Regions from separate parts of the Homo sapiens genome. Here region 1 is linked to region 2. A link is an interaction called in ENCODE POLR2A ChIA-PET data of the cell type or tissue named here. Cell type or tissue: HepG2. All regions are shown on one strand. Each heading gives the region's core, and the rest is flanking DNA. Links, peaks and the distances in the headings are about the cores only.

Region 1 (14,587 bases), core at 104-4,103, 190 kb after region 2:
TTTTGTTCATAATACTCCTCTCTTCACAGTATGACTGACTTTAAGATAAAGGCTCTGATAACTGATATACAGGTTAAGGGAAGAAAATCTCCTCAATATCTGATAAGTGGGTTAAGGGAAGAAAAAGATAAGCATGTCTAGCTTCAAAAGGAGTGTCCTGCAGCCATGGAATGTTAGAGTTCAGAGGTGGCTGGCAAAACTCGAAGCCTTGTGAAACCTGGGACTGGTCTAGCCACCTTCCTCTAAGCCTTAGCGTGGAGATAATTGTACCCTGATATTTTGGAATGATGGGATTTTGTTTAGCACTGTCTCCCCTTTGACCTCTCTTGGGATTCCTCCAGTGATGTGGAGTTTAGAGTTGATGTTTTCCATTTTGTTTGTGTTTCTGTAGCTTGGTATTTCTCTTGATGAAACAGTCAATGAAAAAGATCTGGACGATTTGTTGTGGATCTTTGGTTGTGAGTCATCTGCAGTAAGTAAAATAAAAACATGCGTTCCTCATCATAACTATTGGAGGTGGTAGCAAAAGTAGCTTATCCCCTGAGTGTGAGGGAGAAGGGGCCCAAGTGTGACACTGGTAGCTTGTTGTTAAAATTATTCCACTGACTATCCCTTGCTAGTCACTGCTGACAGCTGGAGGTCACTGCTGTAGGGCTCCAGCCAGTATTATGCACCCAGGCTAGTTGGAAAGATTGTTAATGGTGTTTCATTGAAAGTGCCTCTAGGCTGGGGATGGTGGCTCATGCCTGTAATCCCAGCACTTTGGGAGGTCAGGGGGGCGGGGGGGCAGATCACCTGAGGTCAGGAGTTCAAGACCAGCCTGACCAACATGGAGAAACCCCGTCTCCACTAAAAATACAAAATTAGCCAGGCATGGTGGCACATACCTGTAATCCCAGTTACTCAGGAGGCTGAGGTGGGAGAATTGCTTCAACCCAGGAGGCGGCGGTTGCAGTGAGCTGAGATTGCGCCATTGCACTCTAGCCTGGGCAGCAAGAGCAAAACTCCATCTCAAAAAAAGAAAAAAGAAAGAAACTGCCTCTACTACAAAGATGCAAGACATTTGTATCTTGGTTATGTCATTCATTGGAAAATTATGATATTCATTTAATACATATTTATTGAGGACCCAATATGTGTCAGGTGCTATGCTAGGCCCTGAAGACACAGTGGTGAATTAGACATGCTTCTTGTCCTCCTGGTGCTTACAGTTTATTAGGGATTCAGATAAACAAGCTTAAGATTAGAATCCAGGTGACTGATGTGTGAAGATGTTCTGGGAGCTCACAGGATGAGCTCCTTACCAAGAAGATAAGCAGGAGTTATCTAGACCAAGATGGCACAAGAGGGAAAGGAAGATGGGTCCGAGTGTTCTAGACACTGGAGAAAGCAGTCACAAAGGCTGGGAGAGGGAGTACATGAAAGCTATAAGCAGTTCAGTGTAATGAGTTGCTTTCTAAAATAATGAAGTAGTGGGGGAAAGCAAGAGAAAAGTTACCATTCCATGGGATGAGAGTGAAAGAGAGCCGACAGTAGCTACCTAGACCTGTGGCAAGGTGTTAATCACAACAGCCTACACTGCCTGGTGTGTATTAATCACTAAGTAAATATTTGTTAAATGGATAGATGAAAGGAAGTAGAAATACCTTCCAGAGTGCTGAGTGGTGCTGTCTTGCTTATCTGTGCCCTCTTTGAGAGAGGACTTCAAAGGGTTATACCAGATAACATTCATAAATGATCAAAGAAGCATCACAGTGTTCTCTTTTAAACCTCAATTAAACAGGACTGAGTTAGCTCCTTCTCTGTAGAACTCTGCACTAAATTTAATCACAGATATTTGGTTCATGCATTTGAGAAATGTTTCTGGAGCATCACTAAGGGGTCAAGAGGGCCATTATTTTAGTTCATTTGCATTGGAGTACCTGAGGCTAAATAATTTATAAATAAAATAGCTTTATTTGGCTCATGTTTCTGCAGGCTGTGCTGTGCAAGAAGCGTTTGCTTCTGGTGAGGGTTTCAGGAAACTTCCTCTCATGAAGGAAGGGGAAGAGGAGCAGGCATCACATGGCAAAAGAAAAAGGAAGAGAGAGAGAGGAGGGAGGTGCCAGGCTCTTTTTAACAATCACTTCTCATCAGTTCTCATGGGAACTAGTAGAGTGAGAACTCACTCATTACTGTGAAGACAGCGCCAAGCCCATCTTCAACACTGGGGATCACATTTCACCCTGAGATCTGGAGGGGACAAGTATTAAATCTGTATTAGTCATATTATTAGCCTGGCAAGGAATGAGGATCAAGCCATGTATTGATTATATATTCTGGATATTAAATCCTTATCAGATATATGACTTACATATATTTTCTTCCATTCTGTGGGTAGTCAGTCTCTTAACTTTCTTGATAATGTTCTTTGATGCACACACATTTCAAATTTTATAGAAATTTAATTTATCTAATTTTTATATATGTTTATTGTTTATTCCTTTGGTGTCACATTTAAGAAACCATTGCCAGATCCAAGGTTATGCAGATTAGCCCCTATATTTTCTTTTTTTTTTTTAAGATGGAGTCTTGCTCTGTCGCCCAGGGTGGCGTGCAGTGGCATGATCTCAGCTCACTGCAAACTCCACCTCCCAGGTTCACGCCATTCTCCTGCCTCAGCCTCCCGAGTAGCTGCGACTACAGGCACCCGCCAACACGACCGGCTAATTTTGTATTTTTTAGTAGAGACGGGGTTTCACCATGTGAGCCAGGATGGCCTCGATCTCCTGACCTTGTGATCCACCCACCTCGGCCTCCCAAAGTGCTGGGATTACAGGTGTGAGCCACCGCGCCTGGCCTATTTTCTTCTAAGTTTTAGTAGTTTTAGCTTTTAAATTTACATCTTTGGCCAGGCTCAGTGGCCCATGACTGTAATCCCAGCACTTTGGGAAGCCAAGGCAGGCAGATTGCTTGAGCCCAGGAGTTTGTGACCAGCCTGGGCGGCATGGTGAAACATCGTCTCTAGAAAAATACAAAAATCAGCCAGGTGTGGTGGCATGCACCTGTAGCCCCAGCTACTCAGGAGACTGAGGTAGGAGGATTGAGCCCAGTAGGGCCAAGGCTACAGTGAGTTGAGATCGTGCCACTGCACTCTAGCCTGGGTGCTAGAGAAAGACCCTGCCTCCAAAAATATTAAATAAATAAATAAATAAATAAATAAGTAAAATTATATATTTGATCCATTTTGAGTGCTTTGTGGCCCAGCCACCCAGAAGCCTGGATGTCCACATGTGGCTCCAGGCACAGTTCTGGCCCTATCATCTCTGTGTTTCTCCTTCAGGAACTGGTTGCTGAAAGCATGGGAGAGGAGTGCAGAGGTATTCCAGGGTCTGTGTTCAAGAGGACCAGCCCGTTCCTCACCCATCAAGTGTTCAACAGGTTTGTGTGTCTTGTGTGACTTCTGCGTTTTGTGCTTTGGTAATCAGCTAGGGAGTTAGGCAGAGTGCTGCTGCTGATTTCGCCTGCTGTGGCCTGGTTATTCTGGCTCAGCCGTGGCTCCCAAGTATTTCATCCTCATAACGATCCCGTTCCTGACTTGGGAAAAGCACACTTTGTTTCCTGGTGGCTCTGCTCCCTTGGCAGTCAGGAAGCAGGGATGAATAATTGCCAGGCTGAAGTTCACTCCCAAGAGCCCTATATCCTCTTCTTCCCAACCTTCAACTCATACCCACAGTCAGCTTCTTGTCCAAGACATCCTCTGAGGTTTGTGGGGGTCTGTGCCCTTCTCTCTGAGTGTAGTTGACATATTGTCCGTGGCCAAAATTGATCTGCATTTTGAAAGTAGATTTCGGTGTGTCTTATATGTCAGGAGGATGTGCATGGACTCATATCTACTTTTGGGGCCCCTAATTCTGTGTTTTGTGTTCACAGCTACCACTCTGAAACAAACATTGTCCGGTACATGAAGAAACTGGAAAATAAAGACATTTCCCTTGTTCACAGCATGATTCCACTGGTAGTTATTTGTGGCCTTTTTTCTCATTTCCAAGCTACCCCAATCCCACGTCTCTTGGTCCTACCTAATATGCTCCAAGAGCAACAAAGGGGTGGCCATGCTGGGAGAATGGAGGGTTGATTGATGGACTATAGAAAATCACTAATGTGATACATTTTGGATGTTCTTCTTAAAGGGATCCTGCACCATGAAACTGAACAGTTCGTCTGAACTCGCAGTAAGTAGCTCACTTCTGTAAGTGGATACTCAGCAAGGGGCAGTGTTCTAGCTTCCACCTAAGCCCAGAACTAGTGAAATCTACTGGGACTGTGATTCTGTGATTGAAGAACTATTTTAATAATTCTTTACCTTGCTATTCACCAATCTTGGGAGTAACCCTGTATTTCTCACGACTTCATCATTTAAATGTATGGGTAAACTTATTATTTTTTAATAAAATTAATTAAATGTATATGGTATTTATGCCTTTCTATCCTATCCCTCCCCCACCCCCACCCCCTTTTAAACCTGTCATATTAAAAGCTTTTTTAAAAAAAATTGTTTATAGTTCTAAATCTCAGGTAGAATTACGAACCTTAAGCCGTCTTTCTAGAAATCATTCCTGTATCAGAAAGATAGGGATTCAAGTCAACAGAAGATTTGTGCAACTCGCTGTTGTGGTTGGCAAGTATCTCTACTAGGCCAGGATCCATTTTAGCGAAGCTTTTTTTTTCTTTCTTTCATTTCTTACGTTTATTCTGAAGTGACATATCATATCAGACGAAAGAAATCATTTTATATCATGATAAGAATATTTCCCTCTCTATTTTTTTAAAAAATAGAGTCAAGGTCTTGCTGTGTTTGCCAGTCTGATCTCAGACTCCTGGCCTCAAGCAGTCCTCCCACCTCAGCCTCCCAGAGTTCTGGAATTATAGGTGTGAACCACTGTACCTGGCCTTCCCATTTACTTTTGTGTTTGTTTCTTGTTCCACTTAGTGAAGAAAGAGAACAATCTATTGCTATATAAGAGTTTATGCCAACCATACCTGAAGCAACTCATTGTGTTTCATGGAAAGAAATCTGTTTTGGGGGCTTTTCTTCCCTGAAAAGTTAGCAAAACATTGTATTTTTGTGTAAGTTCCCTTTTTGGACAACTATGTCCCACTTTTAAATGAAGACAGTAACGGTACTTACCTTATAAGGTTGTGGTGGAACTTAAATAAATTAACATATGTATAGCGCTTAGAACAGTGCCTGGCACATAGCTTTTCTCATCATCGTCATTATTATTAAAGTTATTATTGCTATTGCTATTATAATATGTATATATGCATTTTTGTTTTCTTTCTTTTCAGCCTATCACATGGAAAGAATTTGCAAACATCCACCCCTTTGTGCCTCTGGATCAAGCTCAAGGATATCAGCAGCTTTTCCGAGAGCTTGAGAAGGATTTGTGTGAACTCACAGGTTATGACCAGGTCTGTTTCCAGCCAAACAGGTAAGGGCATTTCTTTTCTTATTGTTTCAGCAATCTATTCTTGTATAGCATACACCACAAAACTTAAAGGCTTAGAACAACAACTTTTTTGTGTTATTCTGTGACTTGCTAGACAGTTCCACTCCACTGGGGAGAGCATGGCTAGAAGGTGCATCGTGTTCTCCCTCACATAGCTGGTGAGGAGCTGTGGGCTGGGAGTGCATTTGAGGATGTTCACTAGGGCCATAGTTTTTCTCCATATGGGGCTTTCCTTGTAGTTCCTTGAGCTTCCTTGTTCCTTACAGCACAATGTCGGGGTTCAGAATGCGTGTTCCCAGATGAAGCATGGAGAAGCTGCAAATCTCTAATGGCCGAACCTCCTAAGTTACACTGCATCCCTTCCAGATTAGTCTATCTATTAAAGCAAGTCACGAGGCGAGCCCAGATTGAATCGGGGAGGGGACAACACCTGGGTGTGAATTTTGGTAGATGTCGTTCATTGCGGACTGTCTTTGGAAGCTAGCTTACTACACCTGTCAGTGACACAGCATAAGAAGAAGGATCAAGCACACATGCTGAATTCCAACAAGTGTCTCAGTTTAGCAGGGCCAGGAGAACCTGGATCCTGCTTTGGTAATGTCACTAACTTTGAAAGGTCCCTTCTCCTCTTCCAGCCTCAATTTCTTTGTAAAGGAAAGACTTTGAAGAAGAACAGTGATTTTCAAAAGCAACAGCCTCCAGCAAAATCTCCTGAGCACTTGTTAAAAATACAAACTCCGGGCCCCGCTCCAGACGCACTGATCATAACCTCCAGGGGGTGAGACTAAGACTCTTTATTTTTATTTTTATTTATTTATTTGTTTTTTTAGATGGAGTTTTGCTCTTGTTGCCCAGGCTGGAGTGCAATGGCGTGATCTCGGCTCACCGCAACCTCTGCCTCCTGCATTCAAGAGATTCTCCTGCCTCAGCCTCCCGAGTAGCTGGGATTACAGGCATGTGCTACCACACCTGGCTAATTTTGTATTTTTAGTAGAGATGGGGTTTCTCCATGTTGGTCAGGCTGGTCTCTAACTCCTGACCTCAGGTGATCCGCCTGGCTCGGCCTCCCAAAGTGTTGGGATTACAGGTGTGAGCCACCACGCCTGGCCTAGAATCTTTATTTTTAAGACAAGACCAAGTGATTCTAATACACAGTCAATTTGGAATCCCCTGGATTTGTGGTCTCTCTGCCTTCATGATGATAGATGACAGATGGACCGATGGACAGATGATAGATAGATAGATAGATAGATACATACATACATACATACATACATACATACATACATAGATGAATGATAGATGGGCAGGAATCATGTTATCGGTATGTGAGTTTACATTTTAGAATATCTTTAGAAAATGAGTTATGGTATCTGCCCCTAGGTTCTTCACCTCCTGCTGCTCAAAGTATAGTTCTCTACCAGCAGCCTCAGAGTTGACCCCTCTGGGAGCTGGTTAGTAATGCAAAATTTCTGTTTCAAGATGCCCTACCTTCTGTTTTGTAACATAGACTACACAGCAAAGCCATTTACTTTGTAAAAACAATACACCCTATAAAATACAAACCCTTTGGGAAGAGGGTATGTGGCAATGAAAGGATACAGTGCTCTCAATTGCGTCTTAAAGTCTCACTTCATAAATAGGTAGGAGCTGATAGCATGAAAGTCAAGCTTTAGTATACCTTCTTTAGAACTTCATTACTTATTTTTGTTTTGTTTTAAGAGACAAACCTCAGTGAATTCTGAACCTTGAGTCTATGATAGTTATTAAATGTTGAAAATTAAGAAATTTCGCCCTCTAGTGACGGAATATAATCACATTTTCACTGTCATATTGGAGAGTGATTTTTCAAGACTATTTTAATTCTGGTTATTAGCTCTTGCAGTAAATTGTGATCCCAGCCAGGATCCCAGAAGACTGACCTAAGAATCAGGAAATTTGTCTTCTTAAAGCAGTGGTTTACAGCCTTGGCTAGGAATTAGATCCCATGGTGACTTTATAACATCCCTGATGCCCACATCACAATCCCAGATTGAATCATAATCTCAATGGAGAATGACTGGGGTGAGGGAAGGGACCCAGGCGTGAGTATTTCTTTAAAGTTCCCTACATGATTCCAACTGCAGCCAAGGTTGAGAACCAGTGTCTTAGACATTTCTCCGCTGTTTTTCCCTACATACCTGGTGTTCTTTCTTTGTCCTAATTTTTCTCATTCATATGATGGACAGTGAGACTCCACACCCTATCCCAATCTTGCAGAGGGTAAGAGATCTTCATCATGATGTCGTTCCTGGCAATGATGTCTTCTCCAGTTCCTGAGATTCCCAGCTATACCATCCATTTCCAAGAGCTGATTTGAGCATGGCAGGGGCTTTGCACAATGTTTAGGCTTAGATAAAGGAATGAAGGATGTTTCTGGTCATGAGCAGAAGCTGCTGTGACAGATGAGAAAATGCCTTATTCTTTGTTGAGAAAGTACAAGGGCCATGCTTCTGGTGAGTAAAGCAATTTGATGTCTTAATTCGCAGAAAAAAGGAAGGGATACACCACATATTCCATATATAAGTGATTTTTTTAACCTTGTTTCAATCCTATTTTGGCTTATTTGTGCTAATCTCTGCACAAGTGGGTGACACATTTCTTGTCTTATAATTATTCTGTGTCTACAACAGGGCTTACATATTGGCTAATTTGTCATGATTTACTGCTGGCTAGAGTCCAGTGAAATCTAGGGGACCTATATGCACGTCACATTTTTTGTAAGAAGAAACACAGGTTTCTTGACAACTCTGCACAGAGGGAGAATTTCGAATACCATGTCAGCCACTGATGTTATACTCAAAATAGCAGGTGCAGTCACAGGTGTCATCAAGGAACCATTTCCTGGTAATTTCATTTATACCTGACTAATTAGAGTCAGTCAATGTGTCTGTAGAGTTCTGTAGTCACAAAAAGTTTTGAATCTGAATGTTTCCTTTCCCTTTCATTATTGTATGATATTTCAGATATAACCATAGCATAATTTTTAGGAAGTAGCCTTAGTAGTATTTCACAACTCTAAAGTATTTTTTATTGTGGTAAAATATACATAACACAAAATTTACTGCTTTACGTATTTTTAAGTGTACAGTTCAGAGGCATTAAGTATATTCACACTGTTGTACAGCCATCACCATTATCCGTCTGAGAGCTTTTTGATTTTCTCAAATTCAAGCTCAGGACCTGTTAAACAGTAACTCTTCGGTTCCTCTTTCCCTTTTTCCCTGGCCCCTGGCGGCCTCCATTCTACTTTCTGGCTCCATGAATTTGACTACTTTAGGAACCTCGTATAAGTGGATCATACAATATTTGTCCTTTTGTGTCTGGCTTATTTCACTTAGCATAATGTCTTCAAGGTTCATCAATGTTGTGGCATGTGTCAGAATTTACTTCCTTTTTTCTTTTTTTCAGACAGGGTCTCATTCTTTTGCTCAGGCTGGAGTGCAGTAGCAGGATCTTGGCTCACTGCAACCTTGGCCTCCCAGGCTCAAGTGATCTTCCTGCTTCAGCCTCCCGCTTAGCTGGGACTACTGGCACGCATCACTATGCCTGGCGATTTTTAAAAGTTTTTGTAGAGACAGGAGTCTCACTACATTGCCCAGGCTGGTCTGGAACTCCTGACCTGAAGTGATCCTCCTGCCTTGGCCTCCCAAAGTCCTGGGATTACAAGCATGATCTCCTGCGCCTGGCCTACTTCCTTTTAAGGTGGAATATTTCATTGCATATATATAGCACATTTTGTTTATCCCTTCATCAATTGAGGGACACTTGAGTTGTTCCATCCTTTCGGCTATAGTGAATAATGCCACTTTACATTGATGTACAAGTATCTAGTTGAGTCCCTGCTTTCAGTTTTTATTTTGGTATATATTCAGAAGTGGAGTTTTTGGATATAGGGTAATTTTATGTTTAATTTTTTGAGGAATCGCCGTACTGTCTTCTGCAGGGGTTGCACCATTTAACATTCCCACCAGCAGTGCACAAGGGTTCTGATTTCTCCACGTCCCCCACCAACATTTGTTATTTTCTGTTTCCTCAAGTAATAGCAATTCTGGTAGGTGTGAAGTGGTATCTCACTGTGGTTTTGATGGACATTTCCCCAATGATTAGCAATGTTGAGCATCTTTTCATATGCTTACCATGCATTTGTACATCTTCTTTGGAGAAACGTGTATTCAAGTCCTTTGCCCATTTTTTAATTGGGTTTCTTGGGAGATTTGTTGTTGAGTTATAGCAGTTCTTTTTTTTTTTTTTTGAGACGAGGTCTCGCTCTGTCGCCCAGACTGGAGTGCAGTGGCGCGATATCGGCTCACTGCAACGATCGCCTCCCGGGTTCACGCCATTCTCCTGCCTCACCCTCCCGAGTAGCTGGGACTACAGGCGCATGCCACCACACCCGGCTAATTTTTTGTATTTTTAGTAGAGACAGGGTTTCACCGTGTTAGCCAGGATGGTCTCGATCTCCTGACCTCGTGATCCACCCGCCTCGGCCTCTCAAAGTGCTGGGATTACAGGCGTGAGCCACCGCGCCCGGCCCAGCAGTTCTTTATATCTTTTTTTTTTGAGATGGAGCCCTGCTCTGTTGTCCAGCCTGGAGCGCAGTGGCGCCATCTCGGCTCACTGCAGCCTCCACCTCCCAGGTTCAAGTAATTCTCATGCCTCAGCCTCCCGAGTAGCTGGGATTACAGGTGCCTGCCCCCGTGGCCGGCAAATTTTTTTGTATTTTTAGTAGAGACAGGGTTTCGCCGTGTTGGCCAAGCTGGTCTCAAACTCCTGACCTCAGGTGATCTGCCCACCTCGGCCTCCCAAAGTGCTGGGGTTACAGGCGTGAGACACCATGCCCGGCTTTTTTTTTTTTTTTTTTTTTTTGAGACGAAGTCTTGCTCTGTCGCCCAAGTTGGAGTGCAGTGGAGCAATCTTGGCTCACTGCAACCTCCGCCTCTCAGGTTGAAGCAATTATCCTGCCTTGGCCTCCCAAGTAGCTGGGATTACAGGTGCCCGCTACCACACCTGACTAGTTTTTGTATTTTTAGTGGAGATCGGGTTTCACTATGTTGGCCAGGCTGGTCTCAAACTCCTGATCTCAGGTGATCCTCCTGCCTCAGCCTCCCAAGGTGCTGGGGTTACAGGCGGGAACACCACGCCCAGCCTATATGTTCTAATTCCTTATCAGATATATGATTTGCAAACATTACCTATCATTCCATGAATTTCCTTTTCACTGTTTACAGTGTTTTTTGATGCACAAAGGCAACTCTAAATATACAATAAATATAAAGGATTTGCACCTTATCTAGCATAATGTCTGTGGCCTTCTCTGGTAAATATTAGCTTTTGGTCAACCTGGATAGTCTAACCTTTATCCACTCTTAGTCCATTTTTATTTACATTAACTTTTTCATTCCTACTATTCATGATCTACCATGGTGCAATTTAGATTTATATTCTGTATTATCTGCCTTGACCTGACCCATGAGAGCGACATAGACCCTGACTGGAGAGGAGGCCTTTGCACTGGAAATGCTATGTTATTGACCCAGATACCAGTTGGCCCTGAATGCTGGTAACTGTCTGTCAGAGACGCCACTATGCCTCTGGTATGCTTGTGTCTTATTTGGGGTTTCCCAAAATCAGACCCTGAAACAGGAACTTCAGTACAAGAAGTTTATGTGGTTGCTGATCCCGGAAAGCACAGTGGAGAAGTACAGAGGTGAGACAGGGAAGTGAGGAAAGCTGGAAAAGGTTGTATTAGTGACCAGGTTATCACCATCACTGTATGGGATCCTAGAGATCAGTCCCATTGGGGGCACTGAGGGAGACTGGATGGAACATGCCTCCGATTTGTCCCAGTGAAGAGCTGAGGAAGCCAGAGTATTTACCAACTGCTCCTTCGTTGCCCGGGAAGGACTGAGAAGCTGGAGTTAGCAACACTTGTTCTTCATTTGTTGAAGGCTTCACCCCGGGGGCCTTAACCCCTCAATACTTGAGGCTTGATAGTTATGGGCTGTCTTTCAACCAAGAACGTGCCTGGCAGAGAACACCCTCAGGTGGAGAGGCAGAGATGCTTGAGTTCATATACGGTCATTTTATGTCGGAGCTGTCCACAGAAGCTGGAAGTAAGCTTCAGGATGAAACAAAGACCTGTGAGCAGCACAATGATCCTGTCTGCTACAGGTTGCCTATAGTAGGCATGGCCTTTGGCAAATGGATAATAAGTATTATATAACTAGATTAAGGAAGAAGAGATGCCAGTGCCTTTCAGGGGAAGATGGCAGCCTGAGTGGGTCCTGAATGGAGAAGGGGACTGATAGGCAGGTAGGATCAGGAAGTGTTATGGAGCAGATGGGCTTGCTGCCTGATGTGCACAGAAGCCAATAACTATGGCACCAGCTTTTGAGAAAAGAAGGGCTTTATTTATTGCAAAACCAGCCCGCAAGGAGACAAGAGTCAGCTGAAATTTCTCTCCTCTATTTGGGATCTGGGGCAAGTTTTAAGGGATCAGAAGGCAGGGGAAGGGATTTGGGAATGCTGGCTTGGCAAGGTCTAATTAGAGGGCTTCAGATTTGACAGCTTACGGTAAGGTATGCTGAGCCCTACATCTTCCGGATCAGTAGACCCCTCACTTCTGAAGAAGTTCTGGCATGCAGGGTCTGGTTCTCTTCCAGCCTTGTTGGTTCCGAGGGGCGGAATCCCTGGTTCTGGGTGTCGTTAGAAGTCAAAGCTTTTTCTATTGCACATTCCCAGACTACATGACTTGCAACTGTGGACTCTGTTATAAGGTAACTCAACATTTTGTTATCAACAGAACAGGCCCAGTGTGGGCTGGTCCTGCAATTATAGAAGCAGAGAGCCTGCAAGAGTCAAGGAGCCCTAGGGTGAGGGTAAGAGTTCTTTGGGGCCTGAAGAGAACTTGGCTTATGGAGATCCACAAACCCTGAGACGAAAGGCAGTTGTCTGAAGGAATGTTCCTGGGTCGAAGGTCTCTCTGGCCTTCAGGGTGCTTCAGGGGAAATGAAGAGTGGGGCCAGGTCTTCCGTAGTTCTGAGACTGTGTGGATTCTAGCCTTTGTAGATGAGGAGATTCTCCCAGTGATGCTCCCACTGCCCCCAACAGAGGACTGACAGCTTGCAGACTGGTTCTGCTGCTGAAGATGTTGCAGCAACCTGAACTCAGCCCTAAGGGTGAATGGAGCCGTAGCCAGCAAAGGGAAAATTTTAGTTGCACACTTCACTGGACCCAGCAACAGAGAGGAAGCACAGGGAGAGTGCTCAGAACAGGTTGCCCGGGCAGCCAGCGTTATAGGCACTGGCGTGAGGCAAAGTCAGCTAGTTATAGCAATACAACTTCGATCTCAGAGCTGGCTGACATTCAGTATTAAGTAAAAAGGACATTCTGCAACTAAAACCATGAGTTTCAATTTTAAACAATCAGGACTGGGCACGGTGGCTCACAGTCCCAGCACTTTGGGAGGCTGAGATAGGAGGATCACGTAAGGCCAGGAGTTTGAGAACAGCCTGGGTGACATAGTAAGACCCCATCTACAAAAAAAATAATAAAATTATCAAATAAATAATCAGGATGGGATACTCTTGAAAACAAAATTAGTGACTTGGAAAGGTACTTGGAGGAAATATTCCAAAACAAAAACCCAAAATATACAGATTAAGGCTGTGAGGGAAAAGTTAAGGAACTCAGAAGACAGATTCAGAAGATTCAGCATTTGGGGATGAGAACATGGAAGAGTTAATTAATATTCATCTGAGGAAGTGAAAAAAAATTGTATAACCAAAATGATGGTAAAAAATGAAATGATTAAAGATAAAAGCTAGAATGAATGACCTAGAAGATAAAATAGTCACAAGGATTAATAAATACAAAAACTGATTATTTGAAAGATCCAGTGAAATCAGTTAACTCTTTTCTTGCCTAAGGAAAAAATATATATATACAAATAAGAAATGAGAAAGAACATACCCAGATATAGATAAGATCCAAAGAATTATAAAGGAATAGTATATGCTACCCTGTGTCAACAAATTTAAAAACATAGAGAAATAAATGATTTCTTAACAAACATTTAGGAACATAAGGGCATGTTGAAAACAGATTAACAGAGGCTGATCACATGGAGTGAAACTAGAAATAACAGAAAGATGAGCAAAATTCACAAATATGTGGAAATTAAATAACACCCTTATAAATAACCAGTGGAACAAAGAGGAATCACAAGGAGAACTGGAAAGTACTTTGAAGCCAGGTGCAGTAGCTCATGCTTGTAATTGCAGTACTTTGGGAGGCTGAGGCAGGAGGATCACTTGATCCCAGGAGTTCAAGACTAGCCTGGGCAACATAGCAAGACCTCATCTCTCCAAAAAAATTAGCCTAGCATGGTGGCAAGCACCTGTGGTCCCAGCTACTTTGGGGGCTGAGGTGGGAGGATCACTTGAGTCCAGGAGGTTGAGGCTGCAGTGAGCCATGATCACGCCACTGCACTCCAGCCTAGACAACAGAGTGAGACTCTGTTTCTAAGAGAAGAAAAAAAGAGAGGAAGTACTTTCCAACTAATTAAAATGAAGATACCGCATATCAAACATCACGGGCTGTAGCTAAAACAGTGCTAACAGGAAAGTTTATAGCTGTAAATAACTACATTAAAAAAGAAGAAAGAGCTGGGTGCCATGATTCATGCTTGTAATCCCAACACTTTGGGAGTCTGAGGTGGGAGGATCACTTGAGCTCAGGAGTTCAAGACCAGCCTCGGCAACATAGTGGGACCCTCTTTGTACAAATTAAAAAATTAGCCAGGTGTGGTGGCATGCATCTGTGGTCCCAGCTGCTTGGGAGGCTGAAGTGGGAGGATCACTTACACCCAGAGGTCTAGGCTGCAGTGAGCCATGTTCACACCATTGCACCCCAGCCTGTGACAGAGCAAGATCCTGTCTCGAAAAAAAAAGAAGCCTGGACCAGATAGTGAGACTTAGTCTCTACAAAAAATTAAAAAAGTAGCTGGGCACAGTGGCGTGTTTCTGTAGTCCCAGCTACTCGAGAGGCCGAGG
Region 2 (15,522 bases), core at 4,198-8,197:
AATACTATCTCTGAAGGCAACTGTTATCTTGCTTCCACAGAGCTGGTCTTCAATGTTTCTGAGACCACCTACAGCAAAAACGATATTTATAGCAAGTACCCTAAGAATTTTTTTAATAAGCTAAAGACCTTTCCATTGAATAAAGTCCAGCACTAACTCATATAACAACCCATGTTTGTTTCTGAAAATTTTTACATTATGATAAAGGACAAACATCTACTCTCCTTGTTCTAATGAGAACGTGTCTTTATTTGGTAATAAAAAAGAAACCAAGTCTGATGCTTTCCGGCCAAATGTAATACTCTATCCAACATTGCCTTCCTTCCCTGTCTACACCTGTGTTTCTGACTTGTATTCTCTTAAACAACTTCTGTGGGAGGAGTAAAAACTGACAGCTCTCATTGTGTATTAGTTTCTCCAACAAAGCCTGCCACAGAACTGATGTGCACTGCTGCCTCTGAAGAGAACAGTTCAGTATCTACTTTAAAACACAGCCCTCTAGGAACCTAAGCACTCACAGTTAGCAGACTATGTCTCTGGCTAGAAAAAGAAGGATTCTGGGCCCTACCTGAGGTGATGGAGTCTGGCCTTTCAATCCCAACACTCAGCACACTGGGTGTGGCCTCACAGGAGCCAAGCAAGCTTCTGCTCTGCACACTGCTTTGGCTGGGCATTGTTAGGGATTGACTTGTGTCCCCCCAAAAGACACGCTGAAACCTAACCCCCAACACCTGTGAATGTGGCCTTATTTGGAAATAAAGTTTTTGCAAATGTAATCAAGTTAACATGAGGTCATATTTGATTAGGGTCGGCCCTGATCCACTATGACTGGTGTCCTTTTAGGAAGAGAAGAAGCCAGGCGCAGTGGCTCATGCCTGTAATCCCAGCACTTTGGGAGGCCAAGGTGGGCAGATCACCAGGTCAGGAGTTCAAGACCAGCCTGGCCAATACGGCAAAACCCTGTCTCTACTAAAAATACAAAAAAATTAGCCAGGCATGGTGGCGGGTGCCTGTAATCCCAGCTACTGGGGAGGCTGAGGCAGAAGAATCGCTTGAACCCGGGAGGCAGAGTTTGCAGTGAGCCAAGATCGCACCACTGCACTCCAGCCTGTGTGACAGAGTGAGACTCCATCTCAAAAAAAAAAAAAGAGGAAGAGGAGAAGAGACAGACACAGGAAAGAGTGCCATGTGAAGATGGAGGCAGGGACTAGAGTCATGCAGCTGCAAGCCAAGGAATGCCAAGGACTCCTGGCAAACACAAGAAACTACAACAAAGGCTGTAAGCAGATTCCTGCCTAAATCCTTCAGAGAAAACACGGTCCTGCCAACACCTTGATTTTGGCCTTTAGCCTCCAGAACTGTGACAGGATAGACGTCTCTTGTTTTAAACCATCCCAGTTTGTGATAATTAGTTACATTAGCCCTAGGTAACTAATACAGGCATGAAGGGCCAGACTGGAGGGAAAGGAGAAGAGGACCACGTTCTCCAATCTTAGCTTTATCAACAGCAAAGCTCCTAATACTCTGACTTTTCATCTAACTTCATCCTTCTCAAATGGTTCTAAACTGGGGAGGAAAAGGGAAGTCGCAGGCCACCTCCACAACTCTCCATTAATCGTTAGCACATCTACCCAGTTATTGAACCACAAGAGGGCTTGAAAGGGCCCCCCAGGCCTGGGCCCCAGCTTAGAAAGCAACACAGCAAAGAAACTCCCTGAGCCTCCTGACCATTTTTGCCTAAGCCAGGACTCATTTCTCTCTCACAAGTCCAAGCAGCTTTTATTTCATCCGTTTCATCCCATTCCGATCACCACTCCATCTTGTTCCACCTGCCTGCTGAGGCCAGGGGTAGGAATGGAAGAGCAGACTCAAGGAGATAGTTCTGGAACAGAGTGCCTTGGATCCTAGACCAAAAGGATTTTTTTTTCCTCTTTTCTTTTGCTATAAAGAATACAGTGGGCCGAGTGTGGTGGCTCACACCTGTAATCTCACCACTTTGGGAGGCCAAGGTGGGTGGACCACTGGAGGTCAGGAGTTCACAACGAGCCTGGCCAACATGGTGAAACCCTGTCTCTACTAATAATACAAAAAAAATTAGCCAGGCATGGTGGCATGTACCCGTAGTCCCAGCTACTTGGGAGGCTGAGGCAGGACATAACAGACCTAACTGGATTTTTATTTTCTCCTCAGGACCAGGAACAATAACTGGATTTTAATCCCTCCCACATGCCTCCTCCACTTAGTAGCTGTGTGACCTCAGGAAAGTTACTTAAATGAGGCCTCTGCTTCCCCATCAGTAAAATGGGGTAACATTACCTAACCAACTGCATTGTGATGGGGATCCAGTAAGCCACTAAATGTAAGAATTTAGCATATTGCCAGGCTATAGTAACATCTGCATGCTGGCTTTGAAAGAAAGAAAAAAAAAACATTCAAATTAAATATCTTCCATGAGCTTCTTCCTCACTGCCTACAGATGCTCAAATTTCTCCCATATAACTTTCAAAGGCTTCCTGTATGTCATGTCCCCTCCTAGACTCACCCAAGCTACAGCCTTCTCTCCCCAGCCTCTCACAGACAAACCCCAACAGAGAACGGGGTTTCTTTGTCAGTTCACCTCCTGACTCAAATCTTCATCTGCAATCTGATGTCTGCCTCCACCAATGGATTGAAATCACTCCAGAAAAAGTTGCCAGTAACTTTTTAATTGCTACAATCAATATGTTGTTTTTAGTCCTCTTACCAACCCTTCTGCAGCCTCTGAAACCAGAAAAGCCTCTCCAGGCACAGCTTTTGTGGGTGGTGGGCAACTAGCCCCTCCTCACTCTCTGATGGTCACTGCACTCTCTGGAACTCCTTTCCATGCCCCTATTCCTCAGCGAACCCCTCCACTATTGGTATGCTGCAAGTCTCTTTCTGCAGTTATCTTCCCTTTCCACCAAACACAGACACTATGGGAGATTTCATCCATGCTGGCCTCAACTGTCCTTCCCAATACACCTCGGAAAAATGCTACATGGGCCTCTCTCTCATGAATCTCAGTCCAGTCTGCTAGGCACAGTCATTTGAAGATGAGTATAAAGCTGTATAGAGACAATAATGAATCTAAAACTTAACAAGGATAAAAACGAATCTGTCCTCCAAAATCTGCTTCTCTATCCCAGTCTTGGTCCTTATTCATTCAATCCATCCACAGTTTAGCTTGCCTCTTTGTGGCCAGCACTGACCACAGCTAATCCTCAAAGAGCTTACAAGTGCAGGAAAGAACAAGTACACAGGCGGTTATTATACCACAGGTCAGGTGCTGCAATAAAGGGAAGCAGAGAGGACCACAAAACCCTTTAGAACAAGAACAGTGGGAGCTACCTTTTACCAGGGTAAAGGTGGAGAAAGAAGTGAAAAGTGAAAGCATCTCCTACACACCAAGCCCATCCTCTACTGCACGGCCAACATCAGAATCCCAAGAGCCTTCCCAAGCCTACCCTCTCTTACTCTCCACTTCTAAGTGGTGACCTTTGTAGTCAATTCAACATCCTGAGCATCTTTCACATCCATTCTCTAGTCTCCATACCAACTATTACTATCCCGAGTGACTTCTGTCGTTCTTTTCTTCAACCACCCCAAGAGTCTTTGCTGATTTTCCCACCTTTAGTTCACCACCGTCAATTCTCTTCCATACATCTATATAAACATAAAGCAAACTTTCTAGACACAAAACTGATGATGCTATCCCTCTTTTAAACCCTTCAATAGCTCAATATCGTTCCAGTATGGAGCCATGAATCTAGCTCCTGCCTTTCCCCTCCCTCCTCAAAGACCCCTTTTGCCCACTTGAAACCTTTGCTTCACTTTAAACCACTCGATGTTCCCAAAGGAGTGAAGCCATTTCCCTCCTTTGCTGTGCTATATATAGACATATGTGTCACGTGTACGCCGTTACGAATACCTTCTGTGAGCAAGACATCTGTTAAGTGCATTAATGTTCATTCTCTTAATTAAATCTCATAAGAACTCCATTGAGAGAGGGACCATGAATATCCCTATTTCACTAATGACAGAGAATAAAATGCTTGCTCAAGGTCCCAAGTTAGTAGGAGCAGAAGATGGGAAATGAGCCTAATCTGAGATTCTACTCATAACTGCTTTGCTATTTGCTTCTCCTATCCTCAGTGGTGCCTATCTGGCAAAACTCATCTTTCAACTTTATCTTACACGTTGACTCCCTTATGAAGCTTTTTGGGCAACACTCCCCACCAACTGACAACGTCCTTTTTAAATGCTCTCGGCACTCCACACACGTCATCAATCTTCATTATTCACAGATTCCGTATCTACAAATTTACCTACTCACTAAAATTTATAACCAGGCCAGGCATGGTGGCTCACACCTGTAATCCCAGCACTTGGGAGACCGAGGTGGACAGATCACCTGAGGTCAGGAGTTCGAGACCAGCCGGGCCAACATGGTGAAACCCTGTCTCTACTAAAAGCACAAAAATTAGCCGGGCATGGTGGCAGGCACCCGTAATCCCAGCTACTGAGGAGGCTGAGGCAGGAGAATAGCCTGAACCCAGGAGGCTGAGACTGCAGGTGAGCCGAGATAATGCCACTGCACTCCAGCCAGCCTGGGCACAAGAGTGAGGTTCTGTCTCAAAAAAAAAAAAAAAAATTATTTATAACCCCAAAATCAGTATTTGTATCACCATTTGTATGGTCATTCACAGACACGCATAGCGCAATGAAAAATTTGAATTGCCCAATGCACACATTCCCAGCTGAGGCCAAACAAAGGCTTTCTTGTTTCAGCTCTCATAATGCAAACAAGTGTCCATTCTATGGTCTATTTAGTGCCATGATTTTTGCACTTTTACACTGTCTGTTGGTGATTTAGCTGCTTAAAATGGCTCCCAAGCATAATGCTGAAGTGCTGTCTTGTGTTTCTAAGTACAAGAATACCATGGTTTATGGCTATAGCTATATGGCTTATGACAAAAATTCATGTTACATAAGGTTGGTTCAGTCATGAGTTACAGTGCTGTTGGCAACAAATTTAATGTTAATAAATCAACAATTATATTTTAAATACAGTGTCTTTAAAAAAAAAACACAAAAAACAAGATTATGTATTGATCAGTTGATGAAAATGTTCTGACCAGAGGGTGACAGGAACCTAAACTTGTACTTCCACTAGGAGCAACATTTCAGTATTTACTAGTTCATTGTTCATGATGACTTTATAGAACATAACTACTGCAAATAATGAGAATCAACTATACCTTGGCCCTTGTAATAAGACCATTCAGAAAAATCCCCTGCCCCAAAGAAGCTTCCCAGCCTACAGGGGTAAATTCAGGCAGCCACTCCTACAGACTACAATTGACTAGCCTGGCACAATCACTTCCCCGGGACTCAGAACTAGAGAGCAGAGACAATGCCATGAGGGGCTACAGCAGCTACTGTCTGCTATATGCATAAACAGAAAATGAGAGAAGGAAAGAGATCAGCAGAGAAAAGTAGAATCAAGAGAATGCAAGGCCCCAAGAAAGATGAAGGGACCAAAAAGCCAAGACTGAATCATCATAGGCATAATGAAATCATGAGCTCAATGCCTGAAGAATCTGCACCTTCAAGAGACTGCATTCTGGAGAGCTGAAATCTACATTATATGAGACATTCCAAATATGATTAAAGTCGCTTTTTTTTTTTTTTTTTTTTTTTTTTGAGAGGGAGTTTCACTCTTGTTGCCCAGGCTGGAGTACAATGGCGGAATCTCGGCTCACTGCAACCTCTACCTCCCTGGTTCAAGCAATTCTCCTGCCTCGGCCTTCCCAAGTAGCTGGGATTACAGGTGGACAGTATCACACCCGGCTAATTTTCGTATTTTTTGTAGAGACAAGGTTTTGCCATGTTTCCAGGCTGGTCCTGGACTCTTGAGCTCGAAGAGATCTGCCTGCCTTGGCTTCCCAAAGTGCTGGGATTACAGGTGTGAGCCACAGCACCTGGCCAATTTCTCTTTCGTTTTTTTGTGGGTTTGTTTTTAATAACAGTATGAGAATTAGGATACTTGAGAAGCAATATGAGCCAGAATCCTTGCAGATGTTTACAAATTCCCGATCTCTTAACTTTTTACTGTTATAATTCCCACACCTCGTTTGAGATTAAAAATAAATTACCTCATCTTTAATGGTGCTTTCCAAAGGATTCAACTTAAATTTGGTAGAAACAATAACACCGCTGTATTCACAGCTAATCTATTTACATAATTTTTAATTATATCTCATACTTACACAGCTGGCATAAACTGGATGGGAAATACTGTTGACCTGCTGAGTATTCAACTGGTATTTGGATATATTAACAATAGGCATAGCCTACTTAGCCCTGTGTGTGAGGTCAGTGGTGTTCTTTAGAGAGAATGTATGGTATCCCTTATCTGGTTAAGATAAGGGTGAGTCAGAGCTACTATAGTAGGCCAGTAAGATTAAGTAGCTGTAGGTGGCTGGCTAGTTTGCTTAAATAGCTCAATTAGTAATTGCATTCAGTGCTACAAAATGAATTTTGAGCCACTCAGGTTAATTTCATAAAGATTACACCAATGAACCAATTATTAGAAAGGATTATTATCAAAACGCAAATAGGAGTGAATAAACCTCCATGTGATGCACATCTGGTATTTGTAAAACAGCAGGTTTCCCACTTGCCATTGTCATCAGTTTATATTTGATAATAGCATCAGTCATGATTCAATTACCCATAGACACTGCTCTGGTTAACTTAAGCAGAAAGGGATTTGATATTGACTGGTGTTAGAGCACTGTTGAAGGTTGCAAGAGCAGACTCTCAGCTCAATCCCCAGGGATGTCTCCCAGAACACTGCTGCAGCAGGAGCTGTCAAGGGAACTGCCACTGCTACTACAAACAGAAGATCAGGGTCCAAGTTCATAGCACCTTGACTGAGATCTGGGGAGCAGGAAGTTGCTGTGGAACCTGTTTGTTTCACGAACACACCAAATTAGTTATGATCTAGGGGTCAGGAATCGTGCCAGAACTATTTCTTCAGACCCAAGCTACTTCTGCTAGATCTACTCCAGCAAGAATGCCTTACAGGTTTCCACTCTCTCCTTACCCTGCTCAGTTCTGAATCTAAGTCTTTTCATATTAAAAGACTTTAATCAGCCAGGCACGGTGGCTCACGCCTGTAATCCCAGCACTCTGGGAGGCCGAGGTGGGCAGATCACGAGGTCAAGAGATCGAGACCACGGTGAAACCCCATCTCTACTAAAAATACAAAGAATTTGCCAGGCATGGTGGCGGGCACCTGTAGTCCCAGCTACTCGGGAGGCTGAGGCAGGAGAATGGCTTGAACCCGGAAGGTGGAGCTTGCAGTGAGCCAAGATCACGCCACTGCACTCCAGCCTGGGCGACAGAGCGAGACTCCATCTCAAAAAAAAAAAAAAGACTTTAATCAGGCCTGGTGAGGTAGCTCAGGCCTGTAATCCCAGCACTTTGGAAGGTCAAGGTGGGTGGATCACCTGAGGTCAGGAGTTAAAGACCAGCTTGGCCAACATGGTGAAATCCTGTCTCTACTAAAAATACAAAAAATTAGCCAGGCCACTTGCACTCCAGTCTGGGCGAACATGAGACTCCTTCTCATAATTAAAAAAAAAAAAAAAAGGCACCAAATCTCCACCTAGATAGACGAATCTCACAAATGTAACACTGTGACACAGAGTCTTGCTCTGTTACCCAGGCTGGAGTGTAGTGGCATGATCCCAGCTCACTGCAACCTCCGCTTCCTGGGTTCAAGAGATTCTCCTGCCTCAGCCTCCCAAGTAGCTGGGATTACAGGCATGTGCCACCACGCCCCGCTAATTTTTGTATTTTTAGTAGAGGCGGGGTTTCACCATGTTGGTCAGGCTGGTCTCAAACTCCTGACCTTAGGTGATCCTCCCAGCTTAGCCTCCCAAAGTGCTGGGATTACAGGCGTGAGCTACCGCACCGGGCCTTGGAAAAATCTGATAAACTTTTGTATTTAGCTGTGGAAGCAGAGAGCTGTCACTTGAGTGAATAAGTTATTTAGCTACAAAGGCCTGAAACCCAGGAATGGTGGGGTGGCTCATGCCCATAATCCCAGGACTTTGGGAGGCCCAAGCGGGAGGATCACCTAAGGTCAGGAGTTCAAGACCAGCCTGGCCAACATGGTGAAACCCTGTCTCTACTAAAAATACAAAAATTAGCCAGGGGTGGTGGCAGGTGCCTGTAATCCTAGCTACTCAGAAGGTTGAGGCAGGAGAATTGCTTGAACCCAGGAGGCAGAGGTTGCAGTAAGACGAGATCATGCCACTGCACTCCAGCCTTGGTGACAGAGCAAGACTCTGTCTCAAAAAAAAAAAAAAAGAAAAAATTAGGCAAGCATGGTGGCATGCCTGTAGTCCCAGCCACTCAGGAGGCTGAGGCAGGACGATTCCCTGAGTCCAAGAGTTCAAGGCTGCAGTGAGCTATGATTTTGCCACTGCACTCCAGGCTGGGAAAGAGTGAGATCCTGTCTTTATGGGGAGAAAAAAAAAAAAAAAGGCCTGAAAACCTGTATGTTTTGAAGAAAAATGATGGAATGATGGGACTAGTTATCCTGACTATCAAACTGAAGAATTTCAAGTTTTTATGGCTTGCAGTTGGAAACCATTTCAGTTTCCAATTACAAACCATTTTAAATCTAGAGGATGGCTTGTTAAGAATGTTACATTTGATTAGCCAAACATGGTGGAAGCAGGTGGAGGTTGCGGTGAACCAAGATCGCGCCACTGCACTCCAGACTGGGCGACAGAGCAAGACTAAGTCTCAAAAAAAAAATTTTAACTTCAAGGACCTGGGGGCAATAAGGAGAACAGATATAACAACTTTCTTGTCTTAGACAGGTAAAGGGAACAATCTCAAAAATGTAAAACACAGGCATTCACTACTGAAAGAGCTACACTCACTACAGAAAAGATAAAATGAGGCAGATCACATTGTCATTCTAAAAGTCCTCCCACAGCCCCGGAGATGTGCCCAGCTGAAGCTGAAGGAAGACTCTTTGCATGACTTAACAGCTGGGGCAGCTAACATTTAAGTACTTAACATGAACATCAAGAGGTTAACAAACTCACTCAAAAGCAGCTTTGAAAAGATAAAACCTAGCAGTTACTGAGGTTTTGCTGAGAACGTAAGTGGCAGAAAGGAGTAGAGAGCTTTGGGTGCTTAAGGTCTGCTTCCACCCTGCTGTAGATGAAAACACCAAAAGTATAATATTAATAAAAAGAATTCTTCCCAGATAGCTGCCTAAATTGACCAAAATCCAAAGGAAATCAACAACAGCAATACAGATTAGACAACTGACTACAGAGTAAGTGAAAATCTGTTGTTTCCTTACTTGGGGGTAGGGGATGAAAATACAGAAGGGTGAGGAATCCTGGAAAAGTTGACAATACAAGACAATAAAAACTTAAGGGTCAAACTCAATATACAAACCTAAGTGCTATAGGAATTCCTGGGGAAAAGATAAGACTACAAATGGGCACAGTAGGAGAAGCCTTTAAAAGGTGGGATTGAGGCCCAGCACGCGGGCTCACGCCTGTAATCCCAGCACTTTGGGAGGCCGAGGCGGGTGGATCATGAGGTCAGGAGTTTGAGACCCACTGGCCAAGATGGTGAAACCCTGTCTCTACTAAAAATAACACAAAAATTACCCGGGCGTGGTGGTATGTGCCTATAATCCCAGCCACTCGGAGGCTGAGACAAGAATCGCTTGAACCCAGGAGGTGGAGGTTGCAGTGAGCTGAGATAGCGCCATTGCACTCCAGCCTGGTCAAAAAGAGCAAAACTCCAACTTAAAAAAAAAAAAAAAAAAAAAAAGTGGGTTTGAGACAGGCCTTGAAGATAAATGGGACTTGAGCCAAAGAAAGATGTGTTGAGGCTGGGCACAGTGGCTCACGCCTGTAATCCCAGCACTTTGGGAGGTCAAGAGATCAAGACCATCCTGGCCAACATGGTGGAAACTCTGTCTCTACTAAAAATACAAAAAATTAGCTGGTCGTGATGGCATTGGCCCGTATTCCCAGCTTCTCGGGAGGCTGAGGCAGGAATCACTTGAACCCGGGAGGCAGAGGTTGCAGTAAGCCGAGATCGTGCCACTGCACTCCAGCCTGGCAACAGCGCGAGACTCCATCTCAAAAAAGGAAAGAAAGATGTGTTGAGCGGGGCATGGTGGCATACACCTGTAAAGCCTGTAGTTCCAGCTACCCAAAAGGCTGAGGCAGGAGAATACCCAGAGCCCAGGAGTTCAAGGCTTCAGTGAGCTACGATCGCACCACTACATTCTAGACCAGGAGACACAGTGAGGCCTCCATCTCTAAAAATAAAAAAGAGAAAGGTGTGTTATCCTTCTATGGGATATACGGAACGCACAAAAATAATTTTTAATTGTTCATGTATCAAAAGTAACAATGGTTCTCAACCAGGGGTGATTTTGTATCCTTGAGACATTGGCAATGCCTGGAGACATTTTTGTCACAAGAGGAAGAGTTCAAGTTGCATCTAATGGGTAGATGCTGTTAAACATAAAAAAGTCCCCACAACAAGGAATTACCAAGCACCAAAACATCAGCAGTGCAACTGTTTAAAAACCATTTGTCGCTGGGCGCAGTGGCTCATGCTGTAATCCCAACACTTTGGGAGGCCGAGGCAGGCGGATCACCTGAGGTCAGGAGTTCGAGACCAGCCTGACCAACATGGAGAAACCCCGTCTCTACTAAAAATGCAAAATTAGCCAGGCGTGGTGGCCAATGTCTGTAATCCCAGCTACTCCGGAGGCTGAGGCAGAAGAATTGCTTGAACCTGCGTGGTGGAGGTTGCAGTGAGCCGAGATTGTGCCACTGCGCTCCAGCCTGGGCAATAAGAACGAAACTCCATCTCAAAAAAAAACCATTTGCTAGGGCCTCAAGAAATTCTAGCGTAAGTTCAACAATAGACATGTACAATAATGTTCATTACAGCATTTTCATAAGAACTAAAAACTGAAAACTCAAAAATCAATCTACAAGAAAATAAGGAAATGAATCACAATATATTCACCCGATGGAACTACACAGCAGTGAAAATTAACAAATCATAGCTACTCCCAGGAATATGGATGAATCACCAAGCAGGATGGCTCACGTCTGTAATCCCAGCACTTTGGGAGGCCGAGGCAGGCTGATCACTTGAGGTGAGGAGTTCAAGACCAGCCTGGCCAACATGGTGAAACCCCATCTCTACTAAAAATACAAAAATTCGCTGGGTATAGTGGCATATGCCTGTAATCCCAGCTACTCGGGAGGCTGAGACAGAAGACTTGCTGGAGTCCAGGAGGCAGAGGTTGCAGTGAGACAAGATTGTGCCACTGCACTTGCACTCTGACCTGGGCAACAGAGAGAGACTCCATCTCAAAAAAAGAAAATAAATATGGATGAATCTCAGAAAGCCTTAAACTAACCAAAGCGTAAGTCCATTTTCACAAATCTGAAATCAAATTTAATCTACTCTTTAAGGATAAATGCATAAAAGACAAATCCATTTTTTTAAAGCAAGGGCATATGGAACACAAAAATCAGGACATGGTTGCCAAGGAGAGAAGATGGATGAGATAGAAGAGAAACATACAGTGATATCTGGGTGAATTCATAGAACTATACCATGTCTTTTGCATGCCCCAAGTATCATATAAAACCTTTTTTAAGATGAAACAATCAATATAGGTAATATATTTCTATAAATATCTGCAAGAAAATATTTTAATGCTATGTTAAAATTTTTTTTTTAAACACTCTGTCACCCATGCTGGAGTGCGGTAGCACAGTCTCAGCTTACTGCAATCTCCACCTCCCAGGTTCAAGTGATTCTCCTGCTTCAGCCTCCCAAGTAGCTGGGATTACGGGTGTGTGCCACCACACCTGGCTAATTTTTGTATTTTTAGTAGAGACAGGGTCTCGCCATTTTGCCCAGCCTGGTCTCAAACTTCTGGGCTCAAGTGATTCGCACACCTCGGCCTCCCAAAGTGCTGGGATTACAGGCATGAGCCACCACGCCCAGCGTAAAACTGTTCTTTAAGAAATCCCTCTGTATGTCAAGCAATTACTCTTGAGTTTTTAAATTTGACAGTTCCATATGTTTGTATATTACCTAAAGGAAGACAAACCTGCATGCCTGGTGAAGGACTGTGAACCCAACAGAGGACTGTAGACTGTTTTTTCATTGTATTTTGTTACATTAATTTCAATGTCTAGGGTGGCCAGGCACGGTGGCTCACACCTGTAATCCCAGCACTTTGGGAGGCTGAGGCAGGTGGATCACTTGAGGTCAGGAGTTCGAAACCAGCCTGACCAGTATGGTGAAACCCCGTCTCTACTAAAAGTACAAAAATTAACCAGGTATAGTGGCATGCGCCTGTAGTCCCAGCTACTCAAGAGGCTGAGAAAGGAGAATTGCTTGAACTCGGGAGGCGGAGTTTGCAGTGAGACTCCATCTCAAAAATAAATAAACAAATAAATAATAAAAATAAATAAAATAAATGCCTAGGGTTTGGTTATGCATTTGTATCCAAGCCCTTAAAATGGAAATAACTTGCCTAGGTCTCTTCCCCCAATCTTACTGTATTATACAACCAGTAACACATCTACAATACCTATACTTTTTTTTTTTTTTTTGAGACAGAGTCTCACTCTGTCGCCCAGGCTAGGGTGCCATGGTGCGATCTTGACTCACTGCAACCTCCGTCTCCTGGGTTCAAGCAATTCTCCTGCCTCAGCGACCTGAGCAGCTGGGATTATAAGCGTGCGCTAACACACCCAGCTAATTTTTGTATTTTTAGTCGAAACAAGATTTCACCATGTTGATCAGGCTGGTCTCGAACTCCTGGCCTAAGTGATCTGCCCGTCTCAGCCTCCCAAAGTGCTGGGATTACAGGCATGAGCCACCACGCCTGGCCTATGAATACCTATACAAATTAAACTGACAGATTAAATGGACAATCAAGTGTAGCTCATTTGGTAAAATACCTTTAACTTTTAAATAATCATAAACTATAACATCAACAATGACACTGGCATTAAATAAATAATTTGTCTAAAGTATCTGCTTTCGTTTTTTAAAAAATGGTAATTTATGGTAGCATTTGCACATTGTGGCTGGGCACAGCCTGTAACTCCAGCACAATGGAAGGCTGAGGCAGGAGGATCGCTTAAGCTCAGGAGTTCGAGATAAGGCTGGGCAATATAGGGAGACCCTGTCTCTCCAAATAAAATTAAAAAATTAGCCAGGTGTAGTAGTGTGCACCTGTAATCCCAGTTACTCAGGAGGCTGAGGCAGGAGGATCACTTGAGTCTGGGAGGTCGAGGCTGCAGTGAGCCATGATCTCACCACTCCACTCTAGCCTGAGTGACAGAGTGAGACCTTGTCAAAAAAACAAAAAAGAAAAAGAAAAGCCAGGCACTGTGGCTCACACCTGTAATCCTAGCACTTGGGGAGGCCGAGGTGGGTGGATCACCTGCGGTCAAGAGTTCGGGACCAGCCTGGCCAACATGGTGAAACCCCATCTCTACTAAAAATACAAAAATTGGCCAGGCATGGGGGTGGCACGCACCTGTAATCCCAGCTACTCAGGAGGCTGAGGCAGGAGAACTGCTTGAATCCGGGGGGCAGAGGCTGCAGTGAGCCAAGATGGCGCCACTTCACTCCAGCATGGGTGAAAGAACGAAACTCCATCTCAAAAAAAAAAAAAAAAAAGTAAAAGAAAAAAAATCAAAGAAAATAATCTGTGCCAGGCGCAGTGGCTCACACCTGTAATCCCAGCACTTTGGGAGGCCGAGGTGGACAGATCACTTGAGGTCAGGAGTTCAAGACCAGCCTGACCAACATGGATAAACCCTGTCTCTACTAAAAATACAAAATTAACCAGGCGTGGTGGTGCATGCCTGTAATCCCACCTACTTGGGAGGATGAGGCAGGAGAATCGCTTGAACGCAGGAGGCGGAGGTTGCGGTGAGCCAAGATCGTGCCATTGCACTCCAGCCTGGGCAACAAGAGCAAGACGCCGTCTCAAAAAAAAAAAGGACCAGTCTGGCCAACATGGTGAAACCCCGTCTCTACTAAAATACAAAAATTAGCCAGGCATGGTGGCAGGCACCTATAATCCCAGCTACTCAGGAGGCTGAGGCAGCAGAATTGCTTGAACCCAGGAGGCGGAGCTTGCAGTGAGCCGAGATCGCGCCACTGCACTCCAGCCTGGGCAACAGAGTGAGACTCTGTCTCAAAAAAAAAAGAAAAACAGACTGTTCTCCTACGAATATTAATTTAGAAACCTAACTCATTTACTTTCTAAATCCTTATTTTTATGTAACTGGATTGATAAAGGGAGAAGGCAGCCAAACAAGGCCATTCCAACAGTTTCCAAAATTTGCATTTCACAGGAGTGTTAAGTTCACACTGAAAGCCTGCTGGGCTTGCACTGTCTCCCTCAGGGGGGCTGGAATGGGGAGAGGCTTCCCAACACCTGCAAGAGCTACTTGAGTCTCCCAGGTAGGTCACAACCCCTTGGGCCTGCTTTGGCTTCCTGGCAACTACCATGCAGGTCACCCATTGAGGCCCTCCAGCACTCAGCCTGGGCAGCGAGCCCCTCACCAAATACTGGACTGTACTGCCCCTGCACCCAGCTGTGGCCTGGACCAGCGCTTTCCAGCAATTCTACATTGTGACTTTTATGAGATTATCCAGCCTATTTAGTCCTATCAGAAGGACTCATGGGAGGCCATGGAGACTACTCATCCTTAGTTTCAAACATAAAAACTAAGCCTTAAATTTGAAATACTGGCCGGGTGCAGTGGCTCACACCTGTAATCCCAGCACTTTGTGAGGCCAAGGCAGGTGGATAACCTGAGGTCAGGAGTTCGAGACCGGCCTGACCAACATGGAGAAACCCCGTCTCTACTAAAAACACAAAATTAGCAGGGCATGGTGGCGCATGCCTGTAATCCAAGCTGGTCGGGAGGCTGAGGCAGGAGAATCACTTGAACCCAGGAGGTGGAGATTACAATGGGCTGAGATCGTAACATTGCACTCCAGCCTGGGCGACAGAGCAAGACTCTGTCTCAAAAAATAAATAAATTAAAAAAATTGAAATACTTAGAAAACATATTTCAAGACAATTTAATACGCAAACTTTCCAATTATTCCTAAAGATTCACAATCAGGCCAGGTGCAGTGGCTCACACCTGTAATCCTAGCACTTTGGGGGGAGGCCAAGGCAAGAGGATCACTTGAGCTCAGGAGTTTGAGACCAGCCTGGGCAACTTGGAGAGACCTCATCTCTTAAAAAAAAAAAAAAAAAAAAAAAAAAAAAGATTCACAGTCGGGCGCAGTGGCTCACGCCTGTAATCCCAGCACTTTGGGAGGCCAAGGCGGGTGGATCACGAGGTCAGGAGTTTGAGACCAGCTTGGCCAATATGGTGAAAC

Evidence for each region. Peaks named below come from ENCODE experiments on the same cell type or tissue, not always from the same donor. Only the 100,000 strongest peaks of a DNase experiment are listed, where the experiment ranks them.
Region 1: POLR2A ChIA-PET joins it to region 2 with 6 read pairs; 2 of 35 experiments call an interaction of 5 or more read pairs at or near these places.

The regions. Positions count from the first base shown.
Region 1 is chr9:6,578,028-6,592,614 of GRCh38, reverse strand. It overlaps GLDC (glycine decarboxylase), which reads left to right. Exons shown (of 25, transcript NM_000170.3): 11 at 392-472; 12 at 3,323-3,420; 13 at 3,913-3,997; 14 at 4,173-4,214; 15 at 5,332-5,474. Among named protein-coding and RNA genes, the nearest start is that of GLDC, 60 kb to the left of the region's middle. RefSeq lists an enhancer at 1,512-1,806. In HepG2, for the core only: no CTCF peak of the experiment used is centred there; DNase peaks (open chromatin) are centred at 204 and 1,674.
Region 2 is chr9:6,770,968-6,786,489 of GRCh38, reverse strand. All of the region lies in intron 1 of KDM4C (lysine demethylase 4C), which reads right to left. Among named protein-coding and RNA genes, the nearest start is that of KDM4C, 21 kb to the right of the region's middle. RefSeq lists enhancers at 9,011-9,170, 8,908-9,499, 9,500-10,091, 10,684-11,276, 14,363-15,336. In HepG2, for the core only: no CTCF peak of the experiment used is centred there; DNase peaks (open chromatin) are centred at 4,849, 6,419 and 6,919.